2 separate regions of the Mus musculus genome follow, and region 1 is linked to region 2. A link is a loop called in an ENCODE intact Hi-C map of the cell type or tissue named here. Cell type or tissue: gastrocnemius. All regions are shown on one strand.

The links. Hi-C counts contacts between places; a loop is a spot of excess contacts. Peaks named below come from ENCODE experiments on the same cell type or tissue, not always from the same donor. Only the 100,000 strongest peaks of a DNase experiment are listed, where the experiment ranks them.
Region 1: it touches region 2 in a loop (2.5-fold over the local background); 2 of 42 quality-filtered maps call a loop at or near these places.

What each region holds. Positions count from the first base shown.
Region 1 is chr9:110,458,318-110,466,317 of GRCm38, reverse strand. The region is part of intron 1 of Klhl18 (kelch-like 18); the gene reads left to right. Among named protein-coding and RNA genes, the nearest start is that of Klhl18, 14 kb to the left of the region's middle. In gastrocnemius, no CTCF peak of the experiment used is centred here; no DNase peak of the experiment used is centred here; H3K27ac peaks cover 892 bases.
Region 2 is chr9:110,699,298-110,707,297 of GRCm38, reverse strand. The region is part of intron 2 of Ccdc12 (coiled-coil domain containing 12); the gene reads right to left. Among named protein-coding and RNA genes, the nearest start is that of Gm35715, 28 kb to the right of the region's middle. In gastrocnemius, no CTCF peak of the experiment used is centred here; DNase peaks (open chromatin) are centred at 548 and 4,089.

The DNA.
Region 1 (8,000 bases), 240 kb after region 2:
TTGTTGTATTGTCTATAATTTAGCAGGGATTTTTTTTCAGTTCTTTATTATCTAAGTTTGCTTTGTTATAGTCTCTCTTAAAAATTAGGATATCAAAAAAAATTAGGATATCTAACATTTGATCATTATTGAAAATATAATTATTTGTAAGCTGATAAGTGAAACAAAGTTATACAGGATCCAGATGCCTTCCGTCATTGCGTTTTTCTCCATTTTTAACATAGAAAATATTTTCCTTTTTTATTTTATTATTATTATTATTATTATTATTATTATATTTCTTTGGTTTTTTCAAGACAAGGTATCTCTGTGTAGCCCTGGCTGTCCTGGAACTCACTTTGTAGACCAGGCTGGCCTCGAACTCAGAAATCTGCCTGCCTCTGCCTCCCGAGTGCTGGGATTAAAGGCGTGCGCCACCACCACCTGGCTCCTTTTTTAAATCTCTAGCTCTCTCCTTCCTTCAGAGACTTTATTTACTATTTCTCCCTATGACTTTTTATATTCATATTCATATATGATATATTCATATCTATCTTTCTTCCTTTCTTTCTTTCTTTCTTTCTTTCTTTCTTTCTTTCTTTCTTTCACATTTAAGCAGAATTCCAAAGATTTTTACCTGGTCAAAGGCCGCTCTCTGGGATTGCAGTTATGGTTGTTGTTTCCATTGGGCTGTTAGCTTGTACCTCAGGCTGCAGCCTTTGCTCACAGGGAAGAGGTGGAAGGGGTGGTGCTGACACCATGAACCTTGAGCTGGCATCTCTGCCCTACCAAGCCTCTGTAAGGTGCAGATTTTTACCCTCGGGCACCCACCGACTGGCAACTCCAGGCCCACATGCCCTGCCCTTTGACCTCTGCCTACTCTGGGAACATGGCTATGGGCCCCAGCGTGCTGCCTGGCTCTAAGTCGGAGCTCACAAGTATCAGGTCATCCAAGCCTCATTGCTTCATGGGATCTCTTAAGCAGTCATGCCATCCGTCATGCCTTTCTCACAGAGTCTCTACAACTGTCTCAGTTAAAATGCTTCTCCCCCACTCTCTCTCTTTTCACTGGTCTCTTAAGTAGCTCCCCTTTCCTCTCTCTTCTCATGAGAGTTAGGTATATCCTATTCTGTCAAATTTCTCTGATTCGTCACTTTGCTCAACTTAAGACATCACTTACAAACATGGGTGCTTCCTGTTTGGAATTAAAGGTGTGCACTAAGGGCTTGTCTGTATTCCAGCCAGAGGAATTAAAGGTGTGTGCTGAGGGCTGAGCCACACCACAACTAGAAATAGGTTTTTCCAGTAAACAAAACAGTGTGATCAAATATTCTGCAACACTAACTAACTGGCCCACCAGCACTGTTATATATAAGATGTGGTAACACGGCACACTTTGCTGATTGGCCACCTGTCTTCACCGTGGGAGTGCTGGCATTACAGATGCTCATGTTCCTGAACCTCTGGTTTTTATATGGGTTCTGGGCATTGACCTGTTAGTCATCTTGCTGGCCTTCCCAGAGAGTTACTGTAGACCTCAGGGAATGATCACTGGGTAACCAACAGATTGACACACGAGCACATGTGTTCATATACATGCTCAGCTTTTTTTTTTTTTTTTTTTTTCTTCGAGACAGGGTTTCTCTGTGTAGCCCTGGCTATCCTGGAATTCACTCTGTAGACCAGGCTGACCTCGAACTCAGAAATCCGCCTGCCTCTGCCTCCTGAGTGCTGGGATTAAAGGTGTGCACCACCACTGCCCAGCCCTGCTCAGCTTCTTGACTCTGTTATCCTGCTCTCTCTGGGTGACTTTCATTTTATTCCACAGATGTGTCTCTGTCTTCCTTGTTCAAGGAAGGTCTTTGTGAATGTAAGCTTGTGCTCGTAGTAGGATAGCAAACAGCAAACCGAAAAACTGCTATGAATGTCCAATAGTGATAAGTCTGTGATGAATTTGAGCAGAGTAAGGAGTCTGAGAATGCTGTTTTTATCAGAGGAGCCAGAGCAGCCTCTCTGAATAGAGATCCACGGGCAAGGAGTGATTCATTCCAGCAGGGGAGGGAGAAGTATGGAGTGAAAAGAAGAATAAGCACGGGGCCAGAGGTAGGCACATGTGTGTTTGTTATTTTGTGGAACCTTCAGGGAGCTGACATGGTAAGAACAGAATAACCAAAAAGAAAAGAGGAAGTGCGTGAAGTCAGCCCAGGTCCCTCTCTTCCCCACTCAGCTTAGTTCTTTGCTTAAAACTCTGATCTTCTAGCACCTTATGAGCAACTCAGTGAAGAGCAGTATCCAGCAAGCCTCAGGTTCTCACGTCAACCCCAGCACCAAAACAGATGTACACTGTCTGTCTTAGGGTTTCTATTGCTGTGAAGAGACACCATGACCTCAGCAACTCTTTTTTGGGGGTGGGGAGGGTGCGGCTTGGGTTCGAGACAGGGTTTCTCTGTGTAGCCCTAGCTGTCCTGGAACTCACTCTGTAGACCAGGCTGGCCTCGAACTCAGAAATTCGCCTGCCTCTGCCTCCCGAGTGCTGGGATTAAAGGCGTGCGCCACCACGCCCGGCTGAGAGGTCTCTATCTTAATCTGCAGGCAGAAGAAAACTGAATCCTTGAAGCCCACCCCACAGTGACTCACTCCCCCCCAGCAAGGCCACGCCTACTCCAACAAGACCACACCTCCTAATAGTGCCCCTACCTATGGGGCAAGCATTCAAACCCATGAGTATGGAGGCCATTCTTATCAAACTACCTTGCCTTTATGAATAAGTGGATAAAGCCAGCAATAATTATGACTTATCTGTGAGTGAAGGCAGAGGCTAGGGGTAAATCTGTAGCATACGTGGTAGGATTGCTCCATGGATCATGAGGAATCCACAGGATTTTACCTGCACTTTCCTTCATTTTTGTTCAGGGGAGATGGTGGGAATAAGCAGAGCAAGAACTCATTATTGAAGGCGAGTCTTTTACACTTTTTTTTTTTTTTTAAATAATCTATTTATTTATTACATGTAAGTACTGTCTTCAGACACACCAGAGGAGGGCGCCAGATCTCATTAGGGATGGTTGTGAGCCACCATGTGGTTGCTGGGATTTGAACTCAGGACCTTCGGAAGAGCAGTCAGTGCTCTTAACCGCTGAGCCATCTCTCCAGCCCGTCTTTTACACTTTTAATTTATCTCATTTCATTTGTGTGTGTGTGTGTCCTGTCTATATGGCTCTCCCACGCATGTGTGCACGCATGGTGCATTTGTACCTGTCCCTCTGTGTGTGCATGCATATGGAGGCCAGAGGTCAATACTGGATATCTTGGCTATCTTACTCAGTTACTCTCCACTTATGTTTTTGAGCTAAGGTCTCTTGCTGAACCTGGAGGTCAGCTGGGCTAGACCGAATGACCAGTGAGCTCCAGGGACCTCCTGTCCTGACTCCTGAGATTCCAGACGCTTTCTGCCACAGCCTGATTTGTATGTGGTGCTGGGATCTGAACTCGGGTCCTCATGCTCGTATCGTGAGCTCTTTCCACTAAGCTATCCCACCACCCCAGGAAAGCCTACTCTGTACACTGGAAACAAGGTTATGGACTTGTCAGGGAAGTATGGGGCGGGGCAGAGCTGTGCAGCAACCAGCGTCTTCAAGGTACCGCTGCCTTATTTTGGTAAATACTGTCTTGTTGTTTGTGTTTTGGACTAGGTAATAAGTTTATCACACTGTCCAGAGGTGGAGGGAAATGCAAAAGCAGCAGATGGCAGCTAGTTTTCTGGAGGGTGTAGGGAGGGACTGCTGATTGCACTGACTGCCCGATTACTCTAAGCTGCTCACAAATCCCCACTGCCCCTGCTGACTCAGAGGCCAGCAAAAGGTGCTTATGATGGGACCCGGCAGCCCGCTGGCTTTCCTAGCTCTGCCCACTGTGCTTTCAGTACTCTGACTTTCCTCTCGCCCCTCTTGCTCTTCTCCTCTAGTCGCCCAGTCTCCTGCAGTAACTGTCTGTGATCTGCACTCTCTGTCTTCCATGCTTCCTGCCTCTGCAGACACATCTGCCGGGCAGGTTTATGTTCGTGCCTTAAGGATCCTTTCATCTTTGTGTGTTTGTTTTTGAGGCCAGGTTTCATATCTCCTGGCTGGTCTCAAACTGGTGATGTCACAGATGACCCTGAACTCTTGATCTGCTACCTTCTCCCAGGTGTGATCACAGGTGTGTGCAGCCACTGGGGTCCTAGAACACTGGGCATTTGCGTTTAATGTTGTAGTTACAGGTTCACACACCTCTCTCCCTGCCGACCCATGTGTTTCTGTTTGGAAATGACCCGAGTTTTCTTTCTTCTGCCCTGTCCTAGCATAGTGGGTAATTGTGTAAAGTTGAGTCTCTGTGAGTCTCACTTTTCTTCTGGTGTAATTAGTCACTCCCTCTTCTACTGCACCTTCACTAGAAGATACCTTTACATTGTTGTCATTGGACCCAGAGCATCAGCACTGCTTGGGAGCTTGTTTGAACGCAGAGTTTTAGGGCCCACATCAGCTGTCCTGAACTGGATCTAGTGGCTCTGTTTGTTTGTTTGTTTGTTTGTTTTTGAGACAGGGTTTGTCTGTGTGTAGCCCAGGCTGGCCCGGCACTGCCTCCCATGTGCTGGGACTAAAAGCGTGTGCCGCCGCCACCACCAGCTCCTGGCTGATCTAGAGATGTGTGTGTTGTGCACAGGAAGCCCTGGCACTCCGCTCCTCCTCTCCTAAGCACAAGTGCGTTTGCTTTCTCCCTCTAGAGGGTGAGCTTCTGAGGCACCCGAGCCTTCTTCACCTCCCGTTGTCCTTCAAATGCTCAGAAGGGGCTGCTGAACCCCCCCCCCCCAGGGCTAAGGCAGTCTGTCTGTCTGTGATGTTCCATGAGTCAGCATACTGCTAGCCAAGCACATTCACCTGGGCATGGCGCTTGGCTAGGTGTATGAAGCAACACCAGGAAGAGGCCTCCCTTTGTCTTTGGTGTTTATAGATTAGTGGCAAAGATGCTCTTCAACTCACTGTTAGATAAGACACAGTGTGGTGAGTTCTATGGTGTGCAGTTGTAACCAGCAGCCTGCAAGAAACCAAAAGGACGATTCCTGCTTAAAGTATGGAGGGTTTGTGCCTGTTTCACGGGGAAGAATGGTATGTGATCGATGCATTTCAGGATGACAGATCTTAGACAGATAGGGTGGGAAGAGGCATTGTGGGCTGAGGGAGGGAGGCCTCAAAGGCTCAGGCATGAAAATAGCATCCGGTGGTTTCAAGAATGCACGTCTTAGAGGAGCGAGGAGGAAGGTGAGATGGGAGCCGGTTGTGCACGTGAAGTCTCATGATGAGGACTCTGGACTGGTAAGAAATAGCTTTGATCTTGGTCTTGTCAGACGCAGTGATTCCTGAGGACTCTGCCTTCCTCTCCCCCTCTCCTCTGCTCCCCTGTCCAGTATGAGTGATAAAAGGTAATAGGCTTCTCAAAGGCTGGAAATAGGCTAGACCGTCTTAACCTGCTCTTTATGTGGGGTGGAACCCCACATCCCATTGTCAACACTCAGCAACTCTCACTGCCTTCCTGAGTTCCTACCCTGGGGAGTCTGAAAAGCAGAAAGACCAAAGCTTCATCAGTAGTCTGGAATATTCCTTCTATCTCTTATTTTATTTTTTAATTATTATTATTATTATTATTATTATTATTATTATTGATATGGAGTTTCTCTGGGTAATCCTGGTTATCCTAGAACTCACTTTGTAGACCAGGCTAGCCTCAAACTCCGAGGTCCACCTGCTTCTGCCTCCTGAGTGCTGAGATTAAAGATGTGTGCCACCATGTCCCCTCCTCACTTTTTTTTTATTTATTTATTATATGTAAGTACACTGTAACTGTCCTCAGATACTCCAGAAGAGGGCATCAGATTTCGTTACGGATGGTTATGAGCCACCATGTGGTTGCTGGGATTTGAACTCGGGACCTTCGGAAGAGCAGTCGGCGCTCTTAACCACTGAGCCATCTCGCCAGCCCCCCCCCCCTCACTTTTTGGTGGAGTATACTTTAAAACACTGCCAGACCCTCAGGCTGAACCTGGTGTATTTGAGAACACTTGCCATCCATTTCCCAGCCCTGTGGATTTGTGAGGCTCATTTCTGCTTCTAACAAGCTGATCAAGGTTCCTCTGTCAGTGTTGTGGGCTGGTGGGCAGATCACCAGCATTGAAGAAAAAGACCCCCCTCCCCTCCTTGACAGTTCCTTATACACTAGCCTGTTAGAAGCCATCTGAACAGAGAGCCTGGTATAGCTCACTTATTTCTTCAGGACTGATTGTATTGGTAGCCTTGAAGTCAAGCTGTCCACAGCTTGGCCCTTACCACACCTGCTGACCTCTCAGGTGATGCTGGAGAGCATCACACAGTAAAAAAAAAGAAGGCTAATGACAGAGGACTGACTATGGTGACACATGCCTATAATCATAGTGTTTGGGAGACTGAAGCAGGAGGATTACTCTGAGTTGAAGGCAGCCTAGGCTAAAGTTGTTGGCCAGCTAGGGCTATATAGCAAGATCTTGTCTCTGAGATTAAAGGCATGGTGGTGATACTTATAACCCTAACACTAGGGAGGCTGAAGCAGGAGACTCACAAGTCCACCTGGGCCTCACTTACACAGCAAGTTCAAGGCCAGCTTGAATTTGAGACTGTTTAACAAAAAGGCAGGTCCTGGGGATTAAATGCCTTTATCTCAGGCTCAGCCTTTCTGCATTCTACAAAGGAGGAAGCACTTTGTGTAGAGTCAGTGTTGAATTCCACAGACTGCAGATAAGTTTTGCTGATTTGGCTAAGAGAGTCCATGAGCATGAGCAGGAAATGGAGAGGGATTCGGTTAGAGGTGTTGGTTTGTCTTAGCAGAGCTCATATAGATTTATTGAGGGAAGCATTGAGAGGAGCTGAGGGAGGCATTCCCAGGGCTGAGGTCTTAACTGAGAACTGCTGCTTCCTCTTTCTGGAGGACTGGCCCACTTCCTTCTTGGTATTTGTTCCCTGTGAAAGGTCAGATAGTAACTGTTTTGGCTTTGTGGGCCGTCAGTCACTCAACAGCTGCTGAGCTTTGTCAGTTTGCAGAGTGACTGAGCAGTGTGTACAAGGCCACAGGTTCAATTCCTAGCATCACACAGGAAAACAAACCAAGGTATGAGCATAATATGGACCATATCTGGACACCGACATTTGAATTTCTTTCCACTCTGGTATCCAGTGTTATCAAAGCCAGTGTTAACAGAGGTGTTAGGCCACCCTGGTGAGGAGGGCATGACAGAACACAGCCCCTCACCTCATGGTTCATAGGAAGCAGAAATTGGAAGAGGAAGAGGCCAGGACAAGACACTGTCCCTAGGGACACACTCCTCCAGCTAGGCCTTCCCAGATAGTACTGTGAGCTCAGGACCAGACTTTTAGCACAGGGGCCGTGGACCATGCTTCACATCTCGTTCACAGCATCCTGAGATGTCAATGCTTCTTCTAGCTTTTATTCCTAGCCACCTAAAAGTGCAAAACCTTATTGTTACTCACAGACCATACCAAGACAGGAGACAGGACAGAAAAGTAAGTGTGTGTGTGTGTGTGTGTGTGTGTGTGTGTGTGTGTGTGTGTGTGTGTGTGAGAGAGAGAGAGAGAGAGAGAGAGAGAGAGAGAGAGAGAGAGAGATTGATTGATTGATTTATAACAAGGTCTCTCCATGTGACTTCAGCTACCCTGGAACTCAATAGGTAGACCAGGTTGGCTTCAAACTCAAGACATCTGCCCACCTTTGCCTTCCAGATACTGGAACTAAAGATATGTGCCACCACACCTGGCTCCTGGACTTTTTTAGACAGGATCTTACTACATAGCTGAAACTATTTCTGAAATGTACTATATGCTTAGTCCACTCTGGCCTCAAACGTAAAACCCTCCTACCAGGCTGGCGATGTAGCTCAGGGGTAAAGTACTTGTCTGACATGTACAAGCCCCGGTTCAATCCCCAATACCAGAAGAAAA
Region 2 (8,000 bases):
CTTCCCCAGTCCCTGACAGGGCAAGCCATTCCACAGGTGAGGTGCACGATGCCTGTGGCTGCACAACTAACTAGTGGCCCCAGCTCACATTCCAACTCACCACGTCTTCCCTCTTGCCAAGGTCCCTGGGGCCAGGCTAAACCCAGGGAGTGCCGGTACCCACATGCCAATCAATCGCACATGTCTAGGGGTCTCCTGCCCCTGTTCCCTATGCCTGCTTAGGCCTGGGGTGAGCAACAGGTCACTAGACACACAGTGAGAAGTGGAGCCTATCTGCTACCATGGCTTTAGTTCACCACAGGGTGGAGAGAAAAGAGGAACAGAAACTGGGTGTGGGAAGAAAACGGCAGGGATTAGTGAGGAGAGTAAAAAAAAAAAATCCCAACCCCACCACCAGATCCAGGGTCCATGAGTAATCACAGGGGACTAGGCAGCAGCAAGCTTCACCTGCGGCTCCGTGTCCTCAGATGGCCACCAGCATGAAGGGGCCCCAAAGCCTGAATCCCTGTGTCCCTGGCCCACTGCCCAAGGGCAGGGGTCTCAGGGAAAGGGGCACGGAGTTGTGCTTGGGGCTTCTCTAAGCAGGTCCAAGATTTAATTCCCTCTTCACAAACAACAAATTAGGCACAGACAGTTTAAACATCCACTGGCCGGCCTTGGAGAACCAAGCCTGCCGACACAGAAGTAATAAGCGAAGAACAAGAACGTCCCCTGAGCACCTGTCTCTTGCTAATGGTGTCTGGAAAGTTGGGCTCCCCTGCACCCTCACAGGCTGGAGAGAGAAAAATGTAGCAGAATCAAGGAGGAGCAGGCCCTGGCAAAGCCCCGGGCTGCCCACTGGGACCCCATCTTAACAACGGGTGAACCTGCACGTCACTTCACCAGAGATAGAAAGAGCCTATACAACACCAGGGCAGGTGGATCACCCCTCGGGTGTATGTGTGTGTGTGTGATGTAACTGGGCGCCCCGTCAGTCCCAAAAGGAAGGACCAGGGAGGGAACCCCTAGGCCAGCTGTTGGCGAGAGGGGCAATAAGGTCTATGGAGAGAAGGAAACAATCCGGAACTTCAGGTGGGCTCCAACGTAACACCCACGGCTCACTGGAAACCAAGCATGTACTAGAATTGTCAAAAACAGACTTTACAGTCAGGTGTAGTGGTGGAAGCTAGTACTAAGAAGCTGAGGCAGGAGAATTGCAAATTTGAGGATAGCCTGAACTTAACAGTAAGACTGTTTCCCCAAAATATAAAGTAAAAAAGAAGTAATTTTCCACTTTTTTCTATTTCTGCAGGGTTTGGTTGTTGTTATCTCTATCTGCCTGTCTGCCTGCCTGCCTGTCTGTCTGTCTGTCTGTCTGTCTGTCTGTATCTATCTATCTATCTATCTATCTATCTATCTATCTACCTACCTACCTACCTACCTACCTACCTACCTACCTTCCTACCTACCTATCTTGTGCATGTGTGTGTGTGCACATGTACCACAGAGGTCAGAGGACAGCCTGGAGGAGTGACTTCTCCCCTTCAACATGGGCCATCAGGCTTGGCAGCAACCACCTCTAACCACTGAGCTTTCTTCACAGTCTTCTTTTCTTCCTTTTAAAATGGGTCTCATGTGTCCCATGTGGCCCTGAGCTCCTGACCCCCCCAGCATTTTCCCCCAAGTGCTAGGATAACAGGCAGGCACCACATACCCTGGATGCCTATGGAATATGATAAGACTTAAATTTTAAAGAGATAATGACTGAGTTTTGAAGACAGTTTTGCTATGTGCCACAGGCTGTCTTTCTTTCTTTCTTTTTTTTTTTTTTTAAAGATTTATTTATTATATGTAAGTACACTGTAGCTGTCTTCAGACATTCCAGAAGAGGGAGTCACTTGTTACAGATGGTTGTGAGCCACCATGTGGTTGCTGGGATTTGAACTCCGGACCTTCGGAAGAGCAGTCGGGTGCTCTTACCCACTGAGCCATCTCACCAGCCCTTTTTTTTTTTTTTTTTTTTTTTTTTTAAGATTTATTTATTTATTATATGTAAGTACACTGTAGCTGTCTTCAGACACTCCAGAAGAGGGAGTCAGACCTCGTTATGGATGGTTGTGAGCCACCATGTGGTTGCTGGGATTTGAACTCCGGACCTTTGGAAGAGCAGTCGGGTGCTCTTACCCACTGAGCCATCTCACCAGCCAGGCTGTCTTTCTATTGGATATCTTCCTGCTTCTGCTTCTCAAGTGCTGGTGGGAATACAGGCCTGCACCACCATGCCCTGCAATGACTGAATGTTCGCACAGAACCATACAGAATTTAATGAAATGAGATGGAGAGCTGGCCCAGTGGCTAAGGGCATGTTGCTCTGGCAGAAGACCCAAGTTCAGTCTGCAGTACTGACGTGGTAGCTCACAACCGTCTGCACCTCCAGTTCATGGGAATCGGACACTCTTCTGACCTCCGTGGGCACTGTGCTTAAGTGATGCCTACACATGGAGGAAAGAATTGTCAAACCATAGATTAAAGAAGACGGTGAACTCCAGGCTGGGGCTGTAGCTGAGGGGTGAGTGCTTGCCTGACCTGAAGGAATCACTGGATCTAATCTCTAATATGCAGAACCAAGCAGGGTGGTGCATCTCTGTGGTGTTCCGAGGGTTCAGGAGGTACAGGCAGGACAGCGAGTTCAAGGTGGGTTACAGACTGGGTTTGCAGCCAGGCTGGGATACCTGAAACGCTGTCACAAACAAGAAAACCCATGAACTTCAAAGAAAAGTATATGTAGGCAAACCACTGCCAAATTACTAAAATCCAGTAACAAAGAGAGGCAAATTAAAGATATCCAGTCGTCAGTGAAGAAGCTGAAACCGACAGCTGCAGCCTCCACTGACTGATGGAAGACTGAGGCAGTGGAGTGAGGTGCAGGCTCAGGTGAAGGCTGAGGTAGGCACACTGAGCTCTAGGCAATCTCAGCGATCCAGTAAGACCCTTTGTTTAAACTAAACCAAACCAAACTCCCCCACCCCTGCAAAGTAAAACAAAACAAAAATAAAATATAAACCAGCGTAGTCCTGCTGACCCGGAACGCTAGGACGTAGGAACAAGAGGCTGCAGGGGGCTCAAGTTAGCCTGGGCTACAAAGTGAGCTCTTATCTGAGACAAACAAGTAAAAATTCAACCCAGTAGATAGTACAAAGGGCAGAAAGAGTGACAGATGGCACCTACTATCCACATGTCCTGGGCCTATGGTGCAGGACACGGAGAACTACTGCTACTACTTGTTTGGTTTGGTTTGGTTTGGTTTAGTTTGGTTTCTCAAGATAGGGTTTTTCTGTATAGTGCTGTCTGTCCTGAAACTCTCTCTGTAGACCAGGCTGGCCTTGAACTCACAGAGATCCACCTGCCTGTGCCTCCCTGCAAGTGCTGGGACTAAGGCCAGCTACTACTGCTTTTCAACAAACTACTTTTTAGGACGTTTGTTAAGAATGTACTCTGTCTTCCCTACGAAAGATGCTAAGAGAGAGGGGAAAGAGACCATACTAACAAGAAAGAGGAAATGGAATAGGTGAGGTGCCAGGTTCTCAGGAGCAGCCCAGCATGCCTCCTGGGCCTTTCCCACAGCCGAGCAGCCTTCTCTCTGCAGTCTGAGTATGGTAGGATTAACAGTGCCAGTCAGACCAGTGAGGCCAGCTATCACCCACCACCCTCTTAGTGGGCCAGGAAATGTTGACGCTACCTGGACTCACACAGCAGCCATTTTTCTGGGCATCGTGGGAGCCAAATGCTGGTTCTGTTGTGCACCTGCACCCCTTAGAATAGGGTAGCTTCTGGGAAAGAGGGGTCTAGAGCCCTGGACTTCTAACAGTATGGCCCAGACCTAACCTAAATCTCAGTTGTGATACTTTTCAGACATGGGCTGGACTATGCTATCATCAATATCCACATGGAAGCCAAGGTCATCCATCTCTCCTGAGGTGTGAAAGGCTGAAGTCATCTGAACTGACTACAGCAGAGTCCTCTAGATGAGACCCTGAGAGCTCCGACTGTCAAGAGAAACAAAGGGACAAAGCCTTGTGCATAGCTGGCAACAAGCCACCCTGCACACATAGGCAGGGCTTGCCAAGGCCCCTCAGTAGCCCTCACTGTGGTTAATGGGCAAACAGAAACTGGTCTTTGTGTTGCCCATAGGGTATCAGGGTCACCAGGACACTTTCCTAATAGCTGAGGCTCAGCCAAAGGGCCTCTTTCCTTTCTACCTGTGTGCCATTCCAGTTTGTCTGGTCTCCACCAGCTTGCTATCAGTTACTAGTGAGCTTTGGAAACTGGGCCAGCCAGAAGCTGGGCTTATCTTACTGGCTGCCACAGTCCTTTCTGCTCCTAACTGGGTTTGAGGCCGACAAGGACTGGAGTTTGCACAGCAAAAGGAGAAGATGGCTTCAGTTCATGGGCCCTTCCCAATCTTTACAATGCCAGGGCAAGGGCTTGCTGGAAGTATGCAGTGACCCCCAAAATCCAAGCTTTCAAGTACCAGAAGGCAAAGGAGTGGGAGAGCCAGGCCAGAGAAGAGCCAGCCTCTGCCTGAAGATGACAGAACAAGCTAGAGCCCTGGTAGAGAGAGCCCGAGGAGGGGCTACAGTTGTGCGTTTGTGCACACCTGCCTGCACTCACATTCACATCTGGACTAGACAAGAGCTTTGCCTCTCCTGTGTGTTTGAGGCTTTGGTCCTTGGCATGCCGTGCCCATGTCACTCAGGGCTTCCTCAACTCCTTACACTGTACCAGAAGAATGTCCCATGGTCAAAGGAACAGTGAAGACACTCTTTATGACCTTTTTAGAAGGAATGCCAAGACACAGCACAGGGAGAGCAAAGTGAGGGATGGTGTGCCGGTCAACAGTGATAGAAATAACCCTGCAGGAAGGCTGGAAAGCGCTAGGACGTCAGGCCTCGGGCTAGACTCACAGCTTAAAAGCCAGGAGCTGGGGAAGGTATTTCCCGGCATCCCTTTAATATCTTTCAAATGCTGAAACACACAAATCTCTCGCATCAGTCAATGTATAAACTCACTGCAGTTATGAGGTAAGTCATTACACAACCTCCGAAAATAACATCTGCAGAGAAGGCTTGATGAGGGGTGGGAAATGCACGGGAACACAATGCTGATAGTGCTTACATCAGGTAGGATTGTTTAAAAAAAAAAACCTTCCTTGGTTTTCTGTAATTTCCAAAATGTCTAATCAATATCTGGTTACTATCTACAACCAGTAATGGACCAGAGGAAATGGGGGGGGGGGGGAGGCAGTGGCGGTTGAGGCAGTGGGATGGCTGTGGCAGGGAAGGGAAAAGGCAGCAGGTGAGCCCCTGGAGTGGAAGAGATCAGAGAACAGGCCCCAAGTGTACGGAAAGGGACCAGTGAGCCCAAGACCTCTAGGTCACTGAGCTTCGGCCACAAGCACCGGGCTTCCCATAAGGCCCCTCAGCTTTGGCAGCCAGCGTCTGAGTTAAGCCTTGGTATTTCTCTGCAGGCAGAGACAAAGGCCACCTCCAGTGTCTCCACTCTTGCTGGTCCAGGGCCTCTAGTTCTTTCCCTAAGTCTAAACTTCTTCACAAGGTTCAGGCCTCACAGCCTGCTCACTTCACAACACTCCCTAGATCCCTGCAGATCCCTCCCCTGACGTTTCCACCCCACAGGGCGACCCTGACCACCTCCTTTGAGTTTCTCTTGGCCTCTCAGAGGTAACCACACACTGTGCACGTGGCTCTGGGCTCTGTGCTATAGGCTCAGAACTCAGCCCATGCCGCCTCCAGTTGAGAAAAGAAATTCATGGGGTGCTTGGGGAAGAACATTACGGTAGCCCGTGGGTGTCTAAGGCTCTTCATGACAAGAAGACAGTGGGAAGGAAGCTAGGAAGCTACTGTGTCCCCAGGAACAGACGGTAGGAATGTGGCTGGGTCACAACAGCTACTTCTAAGTGCCATCTGAGTCTTTATGGCCAAGGCACAGGGCAATGTCCAGGCTAACATCCTGTTGAGTCTGTTTCTAGAAGGGTGCATTTGTATCTATTTCCCTTATCTCCTCCCCCCTCTATCTAGACCTGAATGGTGCTGCAGCAGGCTTGGTGACCACAGCAAGATCTACCTCCAGGCCAGCTGCAGGGGCTCTAGGTGTGGGCTGGCCTGGAGATTCAGGGGATATCACACACTTACATCTTCCTATGTGCCACACAGGTGACTGGAGAAAGTCAATGTTCTCTGTGGCCATAAACTCCAAAGTGAAAGGAATCTGAGATCACCTATCTGGTTCCATCTTACGATTGGCAAACAAGCACCAGGACTCACTCACGAAGGCATCGCTGTCTTTGTCGACTTCACAGTTCACGCTTTCTGCCTACCCTTGGTCACTGGCCCATCTTCTCTCCCTACAGATCCTGAGGATTCTTCTGGCTCATTCCACTGCCATGAACCCTTGTAGAGATAGCAAGACAGGGTGGCCAATCCTCGTGGCAAGCTTACAAGGTCACAGTTTGCCTCAGTTGGTCACCTTGGTCCCCCTCATCATCCAGTTCCACTCACAGGCCGGATGAGTCTGCAGGATCCCAGAGGTCAGCAATGCCCAGAGAGACAGCAACTGCGACCACAGAAGCCTTTCGTTAAAAAAAAAAAAAAAAAGTCTTTTAGTTGTGTGCACGTGTGATGTATGCCATCTCTGTGAGAGTGTCTTCAGGAGCCAGGAGAGGGTGCTGGGTAACACAGTCACTGGTGGCTGTAAGTCACCTGACCTTAGTGCTGGGAACAGAACTCAGGTCCTCTGGAAGAGCAAGCAGGAGTGCTCTTACCAGCTGAACCATCTCTCCAGCCCCAAGGCTCTCAGTTTTAACGTCCAAAGTACAGAGACACCAGAGCTCTAAGGCCTACCTCACACACATCTCTACATAAATAAATAACCACAAAAATGAAGGGAGAGGCAGAGATCTTAGTGCTCTAGAGGGTGACCATGGCTTCTCTCAAGACCCGCGAAAGTGGTCAAACCCTTGGCCCAGCAGCCCCACGCTGGGGAGATCACTGTGGGCAACAGCACCATACAGTGGTAAGTGGGACGAAGAGCGAGCTGGGAGGCAGACTTCCACCCCAGACCCAGACCTGGGCTGAAAGTGCCATCCCAGGGGAGGGGACCAGCTCAGAATGGAGCAATCACAGTGCCTGGCTCCAAAAAAATCAGAGTAGGTAATGTTCAAGGTGGGTCCAGAACATGGACACTGCAAACAGCAGAAGGAAGGGATGCTTCTGTCACTGGTGCTAAACGCTTTCCTTCACCATCAAGTGGCTGCTTGACAGACAAGCAAACTTTGTAACAGCTCAGTGGTGGTGTCACTCCAAGGCAGAGGAGTGTCTTACAGCTGTCTCCCAGATTTCAGGGAAGTGGGTATTCTCAAACTGCAGGCCTCGAAATCTCCCAATCTTCAGCCTTAGCCTCCCGAGTGCTAGGTTTATAGGTGTGTACTGCCACACCCAAGGACAGCTTATCAACAGCTAGCAGCCATTCCAGGCTAGTCACTGGTTCCATCAGCCTCTGCCCAGTGAGTACTGCCATCCCACCTGCTATACAGACTCCACCCTCATTCCCTCACAGACTAGCTGAGTTCTCTACCCATTCCACCTGAAAATCCAGTTAACAGGTGTTTAAAGAATTCCAAAGAGGGCAGGAGAGATGGATCAGGGCTAAGAGCACGGGCTGCTCTCTTGCACAGGACCCTAGTCTGATTCCCAACACTGCATAGTGGCTCACACGTGTTATCAAAATCTGGTGCCCTCTTCTGGCCTTGAATACTGCACTAGTGCACATAGACATACATGCATGTAGTTACATATACATACCTGCAGGCAAAAAGCTCATACACATAAAATAAAAATAAATCTTAATAAAGAAAAAAGTATTAAAAACGGGGCTGGAGGGCTGGTGAGATGGCTCAGTGGGTAAGAGCACCGACTGCTCTTCCGAAGGTCCAGAGTTCAAATCCC